Regions from separate parts of the Homo sapiens genome. Here regions 2, 3 and 4 are each linked to region 1. The links are chromatin loops, found by intact Hi-C in ENCODE. Cell type or tissue: dorsolateral prefrontal cortex. All regions are shown on one strand.

The links. A loop is a pair of places that touch in the nucleus more often than their neighbours do. Peaks named below come from ENCODE experiments on the same cell type or tissue, not always from the same donor. Only the 100,000 strongest peaks of a DNase experiment are listed, where the experiment ranks them.
Region 2: it touches region 1 in a loop (2.1-fold over the local background); 3 of 110 quality-filtered maps call a loop at or near these places.
Region 3: a loop joins it to region 1, with 2.7 times the contacts of the local background. A loop is called at or near these places in 5 of 110 quality-filtered maps.
Region 4: a loop joins it to region 1, with 4 times the contacts of the local background. A loop is called at or near these places in 9 of 110 quality-filtered maps.

What each region holds. Positions count from the first base shown.
Region 1 is chr7:127,938,144-127,943,143 of GRCh38, reverse strand. The region is part of intron 15 of SND1 (staphylococcal nuclease and tudor domain containing 1); the gene reads right to left. Among named protein-coding and RNA genes, the nearest start is that of SND1-IT1, 57 kb to the left of the region's middle. In dorsolateral prefrontal cortex, CTCF peaks have their summits at 2,049 and 2,250; a DNase peak (open chromatin) is centred at 2,206; H3K27ac peaks cover 2,779 bases.
Region 2 is chr7:127,883,925-127,888,924 of GRCh38, reverse strand. SND1 (staphylococcal nuclease and tudor domain containing 1) reads right to left here. Exons shown (of 24, transcript NM_014390.4): 13 at 913-1,023. Among named protein-coding and RNA genes, the nearest start is that of SND1-IT1, 110 kb to the left of the region's middle. In dorsolateral prefrontal cortex, no CTCF peak of the experiment used is centred here; DNase peaks (open chromatin) are centred at 2,834 and 4,477; H3K27ac peaks cover 5,000 bases.
Region 3 is chr7:128,207,959-128,212,958 of GRCh38, reverse strand. All of the region lies in intron 1 of LOC124901744 (a long non-coding RNA gene), which reads right to left. Among named protein-coding and RNA genes, the nearest start is that of MIR129-1, 2.6 kb to the right of the region's middle. In dorsolateral prefrontal cortex, CTCF peaks have their summits at 3,010 (motif pointing right), 4,123 and 4,324; DNase peaks (open chromatin) are centred at 3,028, 3,558 and 4,328.
Region 4 is chr7:127,706,113-127,711,112 of GRCh38, reverse strand. SND1 (staphylococcal nuclease and tudor domain containing 1) reads right to left here. Exons shown (of 24, transcript NM_014390.4): 9 at 3,466-3,556. Among named protein-coding and RNA genes, the nearest start is that of SND1, 56 kb to the right of the region's middle. In dorsolateral prefrontal cortex, CTCF peaks have their summits at 2,001 and 2,201 (motif pointing left); a DNase peak (open chromatin) is centred at 2,192.

The DNA of each region.
Region 1 (5,000 bases):
GATTGTGAAGTGGCACAGCTCAAGTGCTACTGTGTTGAAGGAACCAAAGCTACCAACCACCCAGCACTCATTCCAATAGTAAGATGTATTCTTTAAGGGAATAAGGAGTGAGTATGATATGGCAATGTTCACTGTGAGGCCAACCTCATAGCATGAAATGGATCCACGTAAGAGGCTCAGAATGCTATTACCCCATATTATTAATGTATAATATGCCATGTGCAGCAATGAGACTCCTTAAAGGGATCAGGTTCTGAATTAATGTATCATCTGTACTTGGATTATCAGCATCAAATGCAACTCTTCGTGTCTTGGTTATTCCAACAGCTATTAGAAGAATGAAGATTATATCAGAGAAAACCTTTAGGGAGAAAGTGGGGAAATAAAAATAGTTTCTATCAACTGCAGAATTTGTGCTTGCCTAACAACAATGCACATTTACCTCCAGTATGACTTCCCTGTATTTTTCATGTGATGTTTTAAAAGTTAGCATTCACCAACAGGAAGAAACTCTGCAACAGAACTCAGAGAACCAAAATTAGAGCTCACAGAGGAAAGCAAAATGGCACAAACACAGACCTATCTACCAGAGCTCGCTTTCTGCCCTCATCCTGCTGCTAGAAACCAGACACTATGTTAGGCACAATGAGGCAAGCCTAGGAAGGCTTCAGTCACAGATCCATGATCTATGACTGTGCATTTCTGATTCAGTTCTTGAGATGCAGATGCTGAAGCTATTGTACCATCTGGCAAGAGCAACGGCTGCTCCACGAGACCTTTGCTCCTGGCAAATCTCACTTAAAAGACCCACCTCTAACTTGGTATTTTACACTCAATATTAATATTTAAGTATATGCTGTACTGTAGTGCAATATAAATGCTTGTCAAAAATAAGACCCTTGAAGGCATACACTATTTCCTTTTTTCCCCTTGCAGTGTCAAGTAATTAACAGGTGTTAAATAACCACTGACTAGTCAACTATAAAAAAGAGGGATGTGAGCAAGAATACTAGCAAGAACAAGTAACTGTTACCATGTCTTCCCACCCACCAAACTGTGGAGGAAAAAACTCCCTCCTCTCAAATCAAGGCAGGCTGCTTACAAGGAGCACCACGTGAAAGGGAAAAATGGCCACTCTACGCAATATGCCTATTTTGATATGAAGGGCTGGTCTGTCGTTAGCACTTCCCAATCAGTAGCACTCACAAATAGGTCTAAACTTGGAAAATTTAAAAAAAAAAAAAAAAAAAAAAACTCCCTATCAAACAATAAGAATCAAGAGTAAAAAAGAAATAGCAGTTTGCTAAAAAAGAGACTAAAATACATCAGGGCCTTAGAAGAGTTATTTCTGCATTCCCTGCACATACGACATCATTCATGAAGAAGGCAATGGTACAAATATAGCATAAATGTCGTCTGCTCTAGCTTGTAATTTAAAATGCAAATGCTAATGAGCGAACTGGTATATCAGTGGAGTTAATAACCGCATGCCTAGCACAGGGGCTGCATCCAAAACACACACAGAGAAGAGACAGACACCATGTTCCAATTTAAAAATAAAAACACCCAAATTAACCCTAGAAAAATCACTAGCAGATGTACAAGCTCAGGAAAAGGAGGCACACAAGGGCAGGGAAATGGGAACTTCTCCACCAGCCGCAGACTAACCAGTGGATTTAAATATTTTCCTACTCATAGTAAAGGTAAGCATGGGAGTTACGAGGGTTTACTGAGGAATGCTATTGTAACAGCATTACAGAGTATAATAAGTATATTAAGGAAAAACTACAGGGAATCCAGAAAGCTTGAATAGAAAGTTTTCTACAAAGCCTACTTTAGAAGCCTATAAGCTAATCTTGCAGGGAGCCAAATGAGATGTAGATCTCATTTACTTCATCATAGGCAAAGGGTGAAGAAGCTTTGGTTAAAAAAAGCCCAAAAACTTACAAGGTCTAGATTAAGAGGGTCATTTAAGTAAATTGGAAAAAGCTCTAATGATGAAATAAAATGACGGAGAGAATGCAGTTGTGTCTCAGATGCCTTCCAAACATGAAACGAACTTCTGTGGATTGTTCTTGCTCCTCATAGGCCAGTGCTTGGCAGCCCTGCAGCAGAATCTGGGAACACTCCACAGCACTGAGACGAAGAGCAGCTCCTTGGGCTTCCTCAGAGCCCCCCATACATGGGGAATGAGGAAGTGCATTCTGTGGTCAGTGGCCCTGTCCAGTGCCAGGACTGAAACTATGACGCCTCCTCAAGGCCAGCAGGAGAGCAAGCTTGCACATGCTGCCCACATTGGACACTTAAGTGTCTTCTAATTCCCATGTTAATGCTATTTATTCAAATTCCACACAAAGAGCCAGGCCCAAACTCTAACAGATCCAGCCCATCTGACTGGGGAAGCCTCAGAAAAACTTTTGAAAGAAACTCAAGGTGAGCAATGACCTGGAGTTTGGGGAAGGGGGCAAACAGCTTTTCAATGATGAAGAATGGTTTTATTTATTTATTTTTTAAACCCAGTCAAATCTGGTTGAAAGGGGTGGGAGATTTGTGAGGTAGTTTCCATAGCAACCAGGATTAAGTCTTACAGCAGTGTGCACTGTTCACCCTGGCGCTGCCCATTACCAGATTTCAAAGCATTAACCTTTAATTTCAAATTACCAAACCATTTACACTCCCTCTCCTGCATCCAGGTCCTGCCATTTTCTACTATTAGTCTGACCAAATGGACTCCCCCACAGGGCTGGAGTTCTGGTGAGTAGCACAGTAGCTTGTCAACATTACTACTAAGTGGCTGCTGGGAAATGCCCACAGGTTGACAAGATAGTGTTGAATAATCTACACTGAAATGTATTCCTCTGGGAAAGCCACAAGAAGGGACTTAGAACTGAGGCATTTAGGCACAACCAACGAGACAGGTGCTGTTTTTGGAAATAATCCAACAGAGAAAAGCCATCAGATTTCTGGAAGTTTCCCATTCCATCCCCCAGTGCCCACCAGGTGGAAGGCAAGCCAGACAACCCTGCATAGACTCAGACAGAACGCGCTTTAAAGTAGGAGGGAAGGAGAAGGGCCCGAAAAGGAACACCTAGGGAAAAGCTCACAGGACTGACCTTCTCTACTACTCCACTGGCCTCATTAGCTCTGCATAGGACAGGCCTCATTTTCTATCCAGGATGTTTTCTCCCCTTGTCTCATCAGTATTAAAACATGAAAGCATAAGAGTAAAAAGCACAATAGAACGCTTTAGAGTAGAAGAGTAGAAACACTAGTCAGAGAATTCAGGAGGAAGGAAACTCCTCACTGACCTACCCATCCAAAGCTAATCCACAGGCCTATCATCTAACAGCAAGGGTAAATCAACATCTATCTTTTCTTGGCACATAAAACCCAGTAGATGGTAAGGGCTGAACACCCCAATCAGGAGGCCACACCATCCTCCACAGTCTGACTCCATAGAAGGCGATGACACCACTAGGACTATCTTTTGCTAGTTATAGGAGGCCCTAGATAGGCTGGCACATAAATGCCACATCGGCCTTGCTGTCTCCCTCACCTCCAGGTCACCAGCATCACACCAAGATAAGCAGGCCAGTCTGACGGAAATAATTAATTAGGAAGCAGGAGGGCAAGAATTCATCTTTAAGTGTTTTAGCTCCAAGGTCTGTGACTGCCATTAAACCAGGCCAAACAAATCTTATTTTTAGTGATGACTTTATTTATTACTCTGGAATGGGTACTGAACAAATCATGTTTCTCTCTCTTTTACCCTGAAACACTAGATTATGTCATGGAAGTCTGTCTTTTAATTCCTACTCCCAATCTTCAGGTATTGGCATGCTGAGGCTCTTAGCATCTTTGTTCATCCTCCTCTGATCTGACCACCTGCAGTTTCCTGATGTCCTTCCTAAAAGGATGGTCCTCAGATGGTACACCGTACCACCAGGAATGCAATGACTTGGGCTGGGTCAGTACCTGGCTCCACTCCTCTCTGCGTTCTGTATTTCCGAGTTTTGAAACAGCCTTTTTGACAGCAGTTACATATTTACTCTTATTGTTTTATAAAATCTGAGCTGTTCTCATTTGTATAGTATTTAAGCCATGTTTTGCTTACCCTTATGCTTTTAAAATATTTTTTTCTTCATGTCAATACATTCTTTACTCCAGTAGACACAATTACTTTGCTCAAAGGCTGGAACTGTATCATCCATTTCTGTATTCCTAGCATTGTGCCCACTGAATATAAAAAAAAATTATTAAATAACCATGTAATTGAATGACCCACAAGTATGATGAGGCTCATTCTGGGGATGATTCATGGTGTAAAGATGAAAATAATCCTGGTGTAATTGGAGGTTTCATTCACATGACCAGTGGGTGACAGTGTGCCTGCATAGACGGAGAGCTGAAGGTGGAGCAGTGAAGGCTCAATAGCAGAAGAGCTAAGAGGGAGATTTACACACCAATACAAAAGCGGAGAGAAAAATGATTGATTAATATGTCCATTTCTTTTAGGCAACTCTTCCTGAGATCTGATACAGGCCAACTTCTTCTGCCTAGATGAATCAAACCCAGTCTGCCCAAAGAAAATGTAGCAGATCTTCTCGGAAACTCAAATGCCATCGCCCTGAGGAAAACTTTTCCATTCAACAATTGTTATTTGCTCTGTATTCTCATACTAGGTGGCCTATGCTTTTGATAACTGCTCTTTCATATTTCCTTGTTTACATTATTTGTATGGCCATCTACATAACTAGACTAAAAGATATTCGAGGGAGAAGTTATCCTACTAATTTATGTATCATCCAAAATTTATCTATTGAAGACTACTTTTCTTAATCTGTGCTTGTAAAAATCTTGTACTCATTAAAAAACACTACCCAAATCTGTTCATTGTGTTAATTCTTTCCTGTAAGTGACTCTCCAGGATCCCCGGACATGAACATAATTCTTATAATTCCTATAATGATATCTTTAAAAGTAAAGAACTAGAGCAGCTC
Region 2 (5,000 bases), 54 kb after region 1:
CTGAAGCCGAGATTAGATAACATGTGCCCAGAATCATTCCTCCTCTAACTATAGAAAATAACCTGACAATTACCAAACTCCTAGAACTAAATGGGTCCTAGAGGCTATGGAAAAACTGCTGAGTGAGGCAGGCCTCTGAAATCACGTTTAAACAATGGATATATTTTGGTTGAGTCCAAGCAGTCTGCTGAGCTATCCAAGTCAGTTCAGCAATAAGTAGCTCAGTTCTTGCTCTGTTTCCCAGGAAGTCTGGGAATCACTCAACTACCACACTACCCAGTGACAAAAGACTCCCTGAGTAAGAGCCTTGAGGGATGACAATGGCCAGAAATACTGCTGAGCAGCATGCATGTCCTTGGGGCAACCAGCCACAGGGATGAAGGACAAAAGTAAAATGTCACAGGGCTTCTCAAATGGTCTCCTGCCAGCTGTCAGAAGTGTTTGAAACTAAAACTCATTTCCTAATAAATGTTTTCTTTCCTTTGTACATGACAAAAGGTCTAGAGGTGGTAAACGGGAGGGGCTAGGAGTAGAGGCCTTTGGAGGTAAGAAACAGAGGCAAATGTACTACAGACATAAGCACGGCTTCACAGTTAGTCCCGGAATGATGATAAACATATCTCCTATAGAGCACTCATTCATGCTTTCTTTTATACAGCTACAAAGGGAGATCATATCTAATATATACCTATTTTACATATTTTTTAAAATGGAAGACCAAGTGCACTTAAACAAAATTAGACAGCAAGTTCAAAGTGTGTCCTTCTTTTCATGGGGAAAATCTAGAATAATAATACATGCTTTCTCAGCATATTATTTTCCAACACATTCTGCTCAGGTATAGGCACAAAACTGGGAAAGAAAAAAGTGAGGGTGTGGGTTCCCCATGTGTTTAGTAATGTTTGGTCTTACCTGGCCTCTGCAGCAAGCAGTTCATCGTAGTGTGATGATCTCTGGTCATCATCCTGCCGGTATCTGATCACTGTGGCTAGACCTTTGCTGACAAGAGCCTCAGCAATGTTTCTGCAACAGAAAAGATAGGTCAGTGAGCACTAGAAGTGCATATGGGGCTCAGTCAACAGAAATAATAACAGTTAGCACCTGGAGGTCTTAACGCATTCTGGCAGAGGGAGAGAGAAGCCAAGGTTTCAAGACCTATGAGTTGCTAAGCTAGAAATCCAAATAAAAGGTTAAATAACAAAGTTCCCTAGCTCAGCATTTTTCTGGTTAGTACAGTCAGATGCTATATCAATCCAAATATTAAAAACTAGCAAAAAAAAAAAAATCTGTAAAAAGCCCACATTGCACCAGGCTATTTACAGAATGTTATAAACAAGCCACTGCCCTCAAGAAAAGTCTGCTATAAAATATTAGGCACATAGAGAAAAAAATGGAACATATAAAAGCATGACCTAAATTTCTCAAAATCTTTCTAGCCGACAGAACAACCAGAAAATGTCTTCTTTTAGTTTGGCAACGTTAGAAACATTGGTTTTACATAACGAAGTGTTTCTCTTATAAGAACTCCTGAGAGTAGATCTTCTACCCAAAGTGGGCTTGGAAAAGATAAGACTATGAATGAAGAGAGAAGAGGCAGGCAGGAGGGAGGCATTCTAGTAGAAAGGAAATTCTTTGTGCTGTGGCTCATGCCTATGATCCCAACACTTTGGGAGGCCCGGGCGCTGGGATCACTTGAGCCCAGGAGTTTGTGAGCAGCCTGGACAACACAATGAGACCCCCATCTCCATAATAAAAATTTAAAAATTAGCCGAGTGTGGTGGTGCATGCCTGTAGTTCCAGCTACTTGGAATGCTGAGGGAGGAGGATCAGGAGTTTGAGGTTGCTGTGAGCTGTGATCACACCACTACACTGCAGCATGGGTAAAAGAATGAGGCCCTATCTCAAAAAAGAAAGAAAAAAGCAAATCAAGATGGGGAACAAAGAAAGTAAACAATATAAAATCTGAGATGACCAGTTTTGGAGCAATACTCCATGGGAGCTACAAAAAATCTCAGGTTAGACTCTAATGCAAAGTAATTCTCAAATGCAACAAATCTTTTTTTTTTTTTTTTTTTGCCAGAATAAGAAAATTGCTCACACTTGGGAATGAGAGATGCCACTCTATGTGGCCTGCATCTACTAGCTAGAGAAGGATGAATGGGAAATGATATGCAGACACTTAATGATACATATTTGAATGGTTCCTCCCCAACCTGGAAAGGGAACTTTGTTATGAACAATCAAACTGCAAAAACAAATTTTCAAAAATTAAGTATAATTAACTATAGCAAATACTGGAAAACAAGAAGCATGATATTATTGAGGGAGAATGGTGGTTATGTCTTTCTTTGTGTCTGTCATAATTACACCAAAGGCCCTACTCAAACCATCTGGTTTGCTGCCCTTTAGGGAGAGGCTATGGTAAGCAATAGGCTACCGTGCCATATGCTATGACTGAGTATTGTTTGAAAATGTGGTTAACTCCTAACACACCAGTGGTTCTTAGAAAGTTATACTGTGGGGATGCTGGGAGCTGAACCAACCAGTATCTGTGCATGTTTACGCAATTTAAGGGCTCTATTCGTCAAAACCCAGGAGAACATGCTTTTTTTTTTTTAAAGAAGAAAAAATAAATGTGTTGGTAGAGCAAGGAGGAAAAGATGCAGTGGCTGATTATCTTCTCATTATATGCCCCTCGGATGTCTGTTTATCTACTGCCAGCACGGTATTAATATCTCCAAACTGCCACGGAATTAGCACTTCTCAAAATCCACTCCCACAAAGAGGCTGCTTTGCTGGCCACCCTGTCTCCTGAGTCACCACATAAGCGTGCTGGCAAATGCTGTCATTATCACAGAGTTGTGTTTGGCAGCATGGAGAAGGCAACAGCCTCAAATCAGCAGATGTAGATGTTGATACATGGTGAGGATTTAAACTAAGGTTGTCACTAAGGGGCCCTAGCAGGGAACAAGAGAGGCTCCACCCATCAAAGAGCTAGTAAGAAGGCTGGGGAGTGGCATGGGGGACAACTCCACTTTTGATAGTTTGAGATGTCCTGGCTGTTTTAAATGCCAAGAAAACAAAGAAATATTTGTTACTGCATTTTGAATTACTGAGCATTGACATTTTACAGTAAATACATGGGGTTTGGAGGAGAAAGTGGGAATGGCAGAGCAGGCAAGGAAAAATTCACACAAACAAGCTTTGATATATAAAGAAAAACAACACAAATGTTTAATGATCCACCCCAGTTAATGCTGCTCAAATCAATACACAGAATTACTGAGTACCTGCCTGGCCGGGAAAAACCAAGGGCACTTTCTCTACTCTTCCTTGTCCCTGCCCTCTTTATCCTATCAGCAAATGTCTACAAACCAGTTAAGACCTGCCATATGGAGTTCCTGAGGCCTTAGATTCCCAAATCACTCCACACCCTGCCCACTAACTTTCTTCTCTCTTTCCTTTAAAGCTCAGCATCTAAGCCATGTTCTCTTAGCTTCTTATCCCCTAATTATAGATTTCTCCTGGAGGAACAGTTGTGATGCTGGTGCTTAGCGGTAACAAGAGTAAAAATACATGAAATGATAACAACCATCACCATTGGGCATTCACTACGTGCAATGCATATGAGAATCACATGTGTTCTCTTCTTGGTGGGTTCCCCATGTGATACACCATCACAATATATGGCAATTATTCATTCATTGTTTATCTTCCTTGGTGAGTGATAAACACTGTGAGGGCAGGGGCCATGCTTTTCTTGCTCTATATCCCAGTTCCAAGCACAGTATTTTGCACAAAGTATAGGCTAGTCTGGCTTGGGGTGTCAGAGCCCCATAGGAAGGTAAGGATGATCACTCATACAAGGTATCAGAGTTCAACCTGGGTGCAAACATCCACATGGAAGGTGGCTCCATAGCCAGGCATTAAAGACTGAGTGTCCACTTGGGAGGGGTGACATCAGTGTTACAAGATTGGTTACACTAAGGAATATCAACCCTACCAGTGAAAGTACTAAGGATAAGCCAGGTTTCTCACTGTCAGAGTAGGTATATACAAATATGGAAAGGAAGAAAACTAGAATGAACCCTGTAGCAGTGGATTGGAATTTTAGGTATTTGTGTGAACTCATGGTATGTTGGTTCAGGTTCTATAAGAGGCACGTGCCAAGAAGGATTAGATGTGCAAGAGATTAATTGGAGAAAACTCATCTCAAGGAAGGTGGGAAGGGAACCCCAGGAGGCCTGGGAAGAGCCAACAGACTGCAGTGCAGGTCAAACCCCTGTGCAGAATGGAGGGAATGAAGGAAGGTTAGATAGGGAACATCTGAGCTACGGGCCTGTTCCAAAGAGTTTCGTCAAAGCTTGATAAGAAGTCAAAATTGTCCGTCAGAGGAACCCTATGTCCCTCAGCAATAGGCCTGCCTTAGTATCTCTGTTGCGCTCCGCTATTGGCTGGGAGCAGCTGGTGGGAAGCATAGCCTTGGCTGAAGTAGCAGTGATTGATTTCAAAGCACAGCAGCTGGGCTGTCAGTCTATTATGTTTCCTGCAGTTGGAGATCCAGGAGGCACATTTTCATGACTGCCACACATGGTTTTCAATAGATATAGATAGATTTAGAAATAAACATATAAAAATAAATATAGATGGAAATGTGGGCTCCTTAGATAAATGGCTAATTTCAGATCTGGGGAAGACAGTACAAGATAAGCCTGGAACATGTAGTACCAGAAAACAAGGAAGTGCTCAAAAAAAAATAGGAGACATGTCCAAAGGACACAGAAGTCCTGGCTCCTACTGGCCAAATTGGGAACAATTTGAGTGGATTATAACTGTTTGAATAAAATGAGATTCCATGAATTCATTCTAATATAAACAAATAAATAACTTGGGAGTTTAATGAGAGGTGAAAACTATGTAGTTCAAAGTGTCTCCTCACAAAATATCTATTAATTAGAAAGAGTAAAATAGTACCTTTACAGTGGAGAAGCCTGGTAGAC
Region 3 (5,000 bases), 270 kb before region 1:
GCATTTCTGTTTTTTTTTTTTTTGTTTTTGTTTTTGAGATGGAGTCTTGCTCTGTCGTCCTGGCTGGAGTGCAGTGGTGCAACCTCAGCTCACTGCAACCTCCGCTTCCTGGGTTGAAGCGATTCTCCTGCCTCAGCCTCCTGAGTAGCTGGGACTCCAGGTATGCGCCATCATGCCCAGCTAATTTTTGTACTTTTCGTAGAGACAGGATTTCACCATGTTGGCCAGGCTGGTTTCAAACTCCTGACCTCAAGTGATCTGCCCCCTCGGCCTCCCGAAGTGCTGGGATTACTGGTGTGAGCTATCGCACCTGGCAGAATTTGCATTTCTAATAAGATCCCTGGTAGTGCTGAGCTGCTGGTCTTGAAGTGGTTCCTACTTCGAGAATCACTGCCTTGGAGGGCCGAGCATAGGAGTATGGAGTTTGGGAAGAGATTCCTGGATTGTGTGAATGACTCTGAGACTTTGACCTGAAAAATCTCATCTCCCCAGGAGCCTAGAAAGAGATTTCCTGTCTCACAGCAAAAGAAGCTTATGTCATGGGGACCAGCACAGGCTACACGGTAGATAAAGCCAACCAGGGCTCTATTTTGGGCTGGTGCACTGGCCTGGAAGTTCTGTGCCCTACCTTGAAATGCCCCCCTGGCCACAGACCACTAACCACGCAGCTGCTGCCTCAGGCGAAAGTCCACTCCCACCTTCCCTGGCTCCAGGGCCCGCAACTAAGGAGCGCAGCTGGACAGGACGGGTGCACGCGAGTCCCAGGAGGCTTTCCCTCTCAAGAGGACGAACCATATCTCCGAGAGTGCTCCTGGCAGAACAGAGCATAGATGCTGGGGAAGAAAGGGAAGGATACAGGAAAGGAAGAATGAGAGAGAAGGAAAGGGTTAGGGGCGGGGGTAGGCGGGGAGAGAAGAGGGTCCTCAACACAGATGCTGATGTGGGGCTGGCAACTTCCAGGGGACTTAGGATGCATCCAGATTAGGCAAAAAATGAAAGCACCAAACCACACCTGTCCATCCCCTGACTAGCGCCATGCCAGCTTCATTCCTTGGGCTCTTTGATTTTCACTTCCTTGGTCACCTCCCCCAGGTCCAGCCCGATGAGGCCACTTCTGGGAAGAACAAAGGAGGCTCTGTAGGCTCTGCTGGGATGAGAAAGATCATCCCAGGAGGCAGGCAGGATTAACATGCGGCAGTGTTGCCACACACACTCGTGATATTATCCTGTTGGTGTATAGGATTATATGTCATTAGGATTACAGGGTGTAATAACTCCAGGTGCATTTGACATTTCTATTCAAATTGTACTTTGGGGAAACCTATAGGTTTTCCTTGCTGATGATTTATCTGGTTCCTTCCCCTGAGAGCCTGGCGTTCCCATCCTGCTTGCTTCCCTGCCTGCCGCCCCCAAAACTCCTTCCTGTGCCCTCAGCGGCTCCCACTCTCAAGGACAGCTGTTGGGGCCCCAGTCCTTGCTTTCCTGCCGAGTGTGGGGTGGGCCTGGTGGGAGAGGAGATTGTATCTGATCCAGCACATTCCTCTCATTTTACAAATGCAGAAACCCAGGCCCAGAGCATGATGGAGACTAGTTCAGGCCACTCTCTCCAGGTGGCCCAGCTTGGATCAGATCCTGGTCTCAGCCTCCTGGGAGAGGGGACACCTTGCCAAGGTGCCCCTGCTGGCACCTCGAGCAATCAGAAAGGGTGACATCAGCCACCCGGAGAGACTTCTCATTTTGCCTTCCACATTCCCCCACCTTCCTTTTCATTCCTGCCTTTCCTTTGTCAATTCTGTGCCACCTCTTCATCTCCTCCCTCCCTCCCCGAAAGGCCATGATGGCCCGCAGGTCAGGACAGCCCTTCCCGGCCTGAGCCTCTCCAGCTCTGGGAGTTCCAACACCACTGCCGGTTCTTCGAGAGCAGTGAGGGGACCTGGCTCCCCCTGGCTTCCCCAAGCCTCTCAGCCCACAAGGCCCTGGTCCTTCCCACCCGTAAGACTCTCCCGAGACCACACAGCTAGTGCAGGTGGGACCTGAGATTAGCATCCAGCTCTGATTATTCTGAAGTCCAGTTTCTCCCTCTGCTCACTCCAGGTCTGGCAGCTGCTCCTCGCTGTGGCGCACTCAGCCTTTGGCACACAGCCGCAGGCGCTCGGCAGGTGAGGAACCTGCTTGGGAGCAATAAAGCAGGGGGCAAAACTCCATGGCTGATTTCAGACAACCGACTGCTAAATGCCAGACACATCCACACAGCTGTGGAAAGACAGCCACTCATGAGCAGCCAAGCAGATGCCCCCCAGAGCTGATACCCCTGGACACAGAATCGGGGGCCTTGCTTTTTATGGTGGGGACCATCCATTGTCCTGACATTATTTCACTGACTAGAACCCACCGCCCTGTCAGAGGGGCATGATTTTCCCTGTTTTACAGATGAGGACACCGAGGCACAGAGAGGGCTAAGGACTTTCCTGAGGCCACATAGCTGGCGCAGGGACAACCTGAGATTTGAATCCAGATCGGATTGATTCTGAAGTCTGGGTTCTTTCCTTTAACATTGGGAACAGGAGCCTTTTTGGAATAGTGCCTCTCCTGAGTCCCTCTCCCTCTGGAGGGAATAGGTTCTCTAGGGTGGCAGGGATTTGAGTTGCAATTTGCGAGGCTCATGCAAAGGGTTAAGTCGTCAAATGCCTGAGATGTGGACCCAGAAGCCACTTTGAAAGGTGCCCTAGAGCAGTCTGGCTGTAGACACGCTCACCAAGGGGCTCTAGCAACCCTCCCCCTCCCACCTCCCCTCCTTCTCTCCTTCTCTCCTTCTCTTCTCCCCTTCCCCTCTCAGGCTCTGCACCCCTCAAGACTGCTCCTCACAAAAACTCTGATTCTGTTAGGAAAGATCTTGCAGTCCTAGAACAGAGTCTGGCACATAGACTCAAAATTCCTTGAGTGACTCCGCAGAATGAAGCTCTTTGGAAGCTGTGAGGTGCACTACCCCACTATGACCACACGATGCCACCCTTGAGCTGCACACGCATTCCCACCCGCATGCTGGCAGCAGGTGGCAGAGCAACAACTGCTTTGCAGCTGGGTGGGATGGGGAGGGTCAGGATAGCATCAGGGGCAGGAGCTCCCGTGGTCACAGGTATTATTCAGCCGTGCCGTTTTGCTCGTCGCCATCGTCCCTTCTCCCACTGCTGTCTGGCTGTCACCTAGTGGGGGCTCGGTTGGCCTCACAAACCTGCAGTAATTGTTCCTGGACCCGTAAACCCAGCCTTTCTTCCTGAACCTCCACAGCAAACCCCCAGCCCCACTCAGGATCCTTTAGCACCTCTGAACTCAGTTGCAGGCGACACGCCAGCTCACATATTGCCTTAAAATGGCCTCCAGCAGCTTCTGCTTAGGGAAGGAATCTTCCAGGGGCCTTGTTTCTTGAGGGCTGTGGCTCTGCAGCAGTAAAGGCCTTGGGGAGGCCTGATGCCACGCCCCCAACCTTGGGCTGTCTCGGCACAAGTGGCCACCCCAGGGCCGAGTGGGAGGATTCCAGATAAGGAGGGTCCCTGGCCCCTGGCCATTTCCTGGCCGCAGAGCACTACGGCACTCGGCACTCGGGAGCCTGGTCATCCGTCTCATTGTCAGTGGTGGACAACAAGATGGATGTCCGTGTGGTCATTCCTGACCTGCCGTGGCCTCACCGCGGCTGCAGTGTCGATCCCCCAGCTATCCGGCATGAGGAGGAGGGACTGGGAATCTACAACAACCTGTAATTGGCATAACCTGTTTTCTGCCCCATTTATTTATTTATTTAGATGGAGTCTTGCTCTCTCACCCAGGTTGGAGTGCAGTGGCGCAGTCTCGGCTCATTGCAACCTCTGTCTCCTTGGTTCAAGCGATTCTCTGCCTCAGCCTCCCAAGTAGCTGCAATTACAGACTTGCGCCACCATGCCCAGCTAATTTTTGTATTTTTAGTAAGAGTCGGGGTTTCACCATGTTGGCCAGGCTGGTCTTGAACTCCTGACCTCAAGTGATCTGTCCACCTCGGCTCCCCAAAGTGCTGGGATTACAGATGTGCCCGGCCCCTGGCCTCTTTAGAGGTGAGGACCCCACTTAGCTGTATTTCACTTCTCTCCATATCATATAGGTCCTCCTCTGTCCTTTATCCCAACATGGTTCTCACCTTTGGGGAAGTTTCCTTAGGCCCCCAACCCAACTCTTGTATATGACCCCTGCTGTCAGCTCTGTCCCCTGTCAGTCCCCTGCCCCCTGAGGGCTGACACCTGTGGGGCCTCCCCCAGGGATGGTAACTCACACCTTCCTCTTTCCCAGGGTGTGCAATTCCACCTCCTCTCTCTAGAGGTCTCTGGATCCTCAGCAAGCAATATTATTGACTCTAACAAGCAATCAAGGACTTTATTTGAAGGATTTGGGGGTAGTTCACAGAATGAAGGGCGCGGTTAAGATCCAGGCCAGGGCAGGGCAGACATTAGGCAAGTCAGTGATACAGGCAGTGGAAGCTTGTCATCTTCTCGCCATACACTGCTGGGATCAATCAGCATCAATTATTTTGTTCCCAATCTCAGTATCCTTTACAGATTTCAATTCTTGTGTCCACCCAGTGGGCAGAAGAGGGCAGGACCTCTTGAGTGACAACCCACCCAGAAGTGTCCATGGTGTGGAAGGGGGTCATCCCCAAAAGGATTTCAGAAGGAGATCATCTGTATACAGAGGACAGAATGCTGGGAGAGCTGTGTGACCTTCATCCACCAAAGCGGTTTTCCCTGGCATGTAATTGAGCCACTCCTTTATTTTTCTTATCTGTGGAGTCTCTCACTTGACATTGCCCACTGGTAAATGATGAAAAGAGTGGCATAAGTGAGGCCCAGAGAGGCTCAGTGCTGGACTTAAAGTCACTCAGCAACTCTAAAGGAGAGCCAGGAGACCCCAGTTCCATTCACTGTTCTTGGGTTTGCTGTGACTCACCTGGAGCCCTTGGGGCAGCCTCCCCTGTG
Region 4 (5,000 bases), 230 kb after region 1:
ATTGATGCAGGTTGCAAAGCTCCAAGATACTGTTAGCAGACTGAATGAATCTCCTCTTGAGAGGAGATTTAGACAGAGTTTGGAGGCTGAATTAAAATAAGTATGTAAAAAAATGTAAATTTTAAAAATTATTAACTCCAGGGAAAACAAAAAAATTTTGCAGGAAACTAGAAGTAGCCATAATATGCTATATAGCACTGTGGTGATTATCACTTAAAATAAATACTGACTATTAACTAACTTATGACATAATCATATTGGAAGAACTGGGTAAGAGCACTGTGCGCCCTCTTGAGTATGTGTGCTTATGTGAAAAAACTAAGTCCTCCTCTTCCATGGTATGAAGGAAAGGAGTTGCCCTTAAACTGAAAAATTAAGAAATAGCCATGTAAATGTTTTATTCAGGGATGAATTAGCCAAGAGTTGAAAGTGACTGCCTCAAGGAAGAGTGAAATTGAACTGGTACATTCTTTAGTAAGCCTATAAAAAATTTTTAAATTTTCTGTATTAAAAATAAAAATGTGCAAACTTAAAAATTACACACAAAAGAGTACAGATCAGTGCTATTCAAAGTGGCTGCCAGTCTGCAGTAAGATAAGGAACTTGTACTAGAACATTAATCAACTACATCACTAAGAACATTGCTGACTTTTTTTTTTTTTTTTGTAGTAAGCTTTTCTTGATGAAGGAAGTAATGCCTTGATTTACATTCTGGCCCAAGCTCCTTATGTCACTTTATCAAGGCATTTTGAGTAGGACTGGTATAGATCAGAGATCATCAAACTATTAAGTAAAAAGCCAGATAACAAATATTTTAGGCTTTGCAGGCCACGCAGTTTCTATCACAACTACTCACCTCTGCCATTATAGCACAAGAACAGACACACACAATACACAAGCGAACACATATAGCTATGTTCCAATTTATTTACGATACTGACATTTAATTTCACATAATTTTCACATGCCACGATATATTTTTTATTAACGCAAAATCCATTTTTTTCAGTGTAAAATCCACAGATCATGCAAAAACAAGTGCCCAGCCAAATTCAGCCCATGGGCCATAGTTTGCCAACCCTGAGACAGACACTATGATCAACTTTGTTAAAAAAAAAAAAAATTACAAAACAAGGCCAAGTCATAGTGTTTCATGTACTATGGGTATTTATGCTTATCTTCTTTATGTTTTTTTCCTGTTTTAAAAGCAAAACGAATGCTAAAGAATTTTTAAAAGTCAAGTTTTAAAAACTCTTTTCCCATTTCTCTCTACCCTCTAAGCGGACGTGTACCCAAACAGTCTCAATTTATGTTTCAATTTCTACAGAAGATTGGTTATTCCTCATAATTCTCCATCAGATGATTTCTAGAGGCAATCTCCTCTACTTTGGCACTGTAATGAATAAAACTTCATTGTCATGATAAAAGCCTCGCTCTCTTTTAAAGAAAAAACAGATCCTAGGATCCTAGATTTTTGAAAATGGAAAAAATTCTTCTACAGGTAGGTCTCCCTTTTCTAATTACCAACAAAGTCATATTTAAGATAAATGCAAAGCTCAATAATCTAAATCCTTTGAATTTTGTTCTTATGCAGTGCTTTAGTTAACTCCCCAACCAGCCAAGGCCCAAAACTCTTCAAAATATTCTAGGTTTTTCTACAAACTCAGTTTTAATAGAGGACAGGCTGGTAGGAACACGACAGGGTACTAAGATCCTCACATGCCTCATCTACATCACTAATGTCACAGACTCTCAAAGTGAAGATGGCGAAAAATTGAAGGCCTGCCTCCCTTTTTGGGTGAAAAATCATCCTTTCATTCTGTAGCTATGTTAACACAGCTATGCTAACTACGGGAAGCATAAGCACAACTGAGTGAGTTCCAAGTAGGCAGAGCAAGCCATGTCCAAGTGTCCACACACGTACACGCCTCACAAAGAAGGGACATTGTGGTCTGCAACAAGACCTGGAGGATGCCAGGATATCCCAACAGGTGCAAGTCCCACTCATGCCTACCAAAAGGAATGATTTTGGCTCACCTCACAGCTGCCTGGACATCACCTACAAAAAGAGGGAAAGAGGCCACTAGACCACTCTGTGACCTATTACTTTGGGCATCATAAAAAAGAGAGTGAAGAAATTTAGCCAGTTCCTCAGAGGTTGCTTAAAAGACAGACTTTCTCAGGCTCACAGTGCCACCTAGTGGCTTTCCATCCTAAACTCATGGTTAGTTGACAGGGAGACAGAACCTCTCAGTCCAAGAATTTGGCACTTAACCACTTTTAGCCCATAAAAACAAAACTTCTAGCATCTCTTGGCAAAAGTAAAAATAGGCTGGAAAACATTACAGCATTTTGGGAAGACACAGAGAGCAGGTCTACTACTCAAGTTACAAAACCATGCAACTAAGAAAAAACATTTTTATAGCACTGCTGATACCACCAAGGATAATAGCTCTAGTTCCCTTCAAAGTAGTCTATCCCAAGACATATCAATGGAAAACTCTCGGGGCGGTGGGGCGGGGAACCAAGAGCTCCAAAACAGAAAGAAGAGAAACTTGAGGTCATATATTTATAGGTGCTCCTTGATTTGCACCAGGGTTAACTCCTGATAAACCCATCATAAGCTGAAAATGCTGTAAGTTGAAAATGCATTTATCTCTCTTCAGCCAGGAAGGAAGGGAGGAAGGGAGGAAGGCAGGAAGGGAGGAAGGGAGGAAGGGAAGAAGGAAGGAAGGAAGAAAGGAAGGAAGGGAGGGAGGGAGAAAGGAAGGAAGGAAAGAAGGGCACTTAATACAACCTACCAAACATCACAGCTTGGCCTAACCTACCTTAGGTTAGGTAGCCTACTTTTGCTTAGGTTAGTTTACCTAACCTACCAAACATCATAGCTTGGCCTAACCTACCTTAAACACATTTGGAACACTTACATAAGTCTACAATTGGGCAAAATAATCTAACACAAAGCCTGTTTTATAATAAAGTGTTGAATATCTCATTTAATTAATTTACTGAATACTAGACCAAAAGTGATAAACAGAATGGCTGTATGGATACTCCAAATGTGGTTCCTACTGAGTATCTATTGCTTTCACACCACTGTAAAGTCAAAATATCTTAAGTCGACCCAGCATAAGTCAGGGACCATCTATACTTGGACATAGGAAATCTTAAGATAATGCTATTTGCTAGGCAGATAAAAAAGAAGTCCTAAACTATGAGAGATATTTCAAGCTAGTTTGAAGTTAGCTAATTTACAAAGAAATTTAAATAGTCTAATGGTTTCTAAACCCCCTACAATAAACACACACACACACACACACACACACACACACACACACACACACACTCCTACTGGCTTGCCTTGAAATTTTCAAGAGCTTCAGCATTTCTAATTGTTCAAATTCTTGTATTATTACTCGCCTGGCAATGTCCACTATGCATATCAAGATGCTGAGAATGACTCACCTTGGCAACAAACTGCTTGTCCTTTTGGTCCAAATTAGCTGTGGGAGCCACATAGTCTCTCCATATTCTCAGCCTGCGCTCTTTGGCAAACCTGGCAACAAAGCAAGGATGCAAGATCATTCAGACTCAGCAAATGGAATCCACCACTACCATGGGAGCACAGTTGGTGCAGCATCCTACTCTACCCTATAGATGTATCCAGAAGAAAGACTACCAGTCAAACCAGAACAAAGAGCGAGAGTAAATGAAAACATGCAAGATACATATATAAAATGTAAGCCCACAGCTGGGAGACTATGGTCCAGGCATACAATTTTTTGAGCCTAGATGGTTCAAGTCCACCTTCATTATTAACTCTGGTTTATCTAATATCTCCTGGGTGACTACTACAAAAAAATGGGAAGAACCCACACATCTAAACAAACATATTTCTTAAAAAGCACAGACCTGCTCAATTTCTATCTGAATTACAAAAAGGTTACCAGCTACCAAATCCTATATATAAGAAGAAAACTGTCATGACAGTGCATCTATAGAATAATTAGAAAATGAACAAAATCCTCATAAGTTCACTGACAAGAGTTTAAAAAAACCTATGTAGCCAGAAATTTATTTTGAAGTATTATGCCCAGTAGATATTTTCTGAGCCAGACTATGAGTAGGAAATGGAATATGTGCAAAGATTAAAAAAAATCAATGAACAGCTGTCTTAAACCACTTACAAATAAGTGGATACATGTGCAGTGAAAAGGAACTATTATTTCTGAAAACAGTATTGCAATCTTTTGTTTTAGAGAAGCACTAAAATGAGAAAAACACAAAGCAGGATGTAGTAGTTGTAAAATACAAGAAGTAATTCAATACAGAGGATGCAATTTTACCTACAATTCAAGTAGCTCAAATACAGCATGCAAAACAGCAGACAAGTAATCACATATTATCAAAATAGGATTTGCATTCTCTGGTCTAAGCTTGTTTTTTAATGATGAGCACTCCCCCAAAAAATCCATAAAATCTTCTACCGATGTCATATAACATGTAGATATTATTTTCATTGCATTCACTTTCTTGAAAGAAAGGCAAGATACTGGGCCAGGCACAGTGGCTCACACCTGTAATCCCAGCACTTTGGGAGGCCAAGGCGGGCGGATCACGAGGTCAGGAGATCGAGACCATCCTGGCCAACGTGGTGAAACCCAGTCTCCACTAAAATACAAAAAAAAATTAGCCAGGTGTGGTGGCATGCGCCTGTAGTCCCAGCTACTGGGGAGGCTGAGGCAGAGGAATCGCTTGAACCAGGGAGGTAGAGGTTGCAGTAAGTGGAGATCGTGCCACTGCACTCCAGCCTGGCAACAGAGCAAGACTCCGTCTCAAAAAAAAAAGGTGGGGGGGGGGAGGGGGGGCAAGAAATTAAAGAATGCAAAAAAAATCAAATTAATTTAGAATACTAATGAACATAACAGGATTCTCTGAACCAAAAAACAGAAATTGAGCATTGTAGAATAATCGGAAGTATTTGGAACACTGTACTTGAT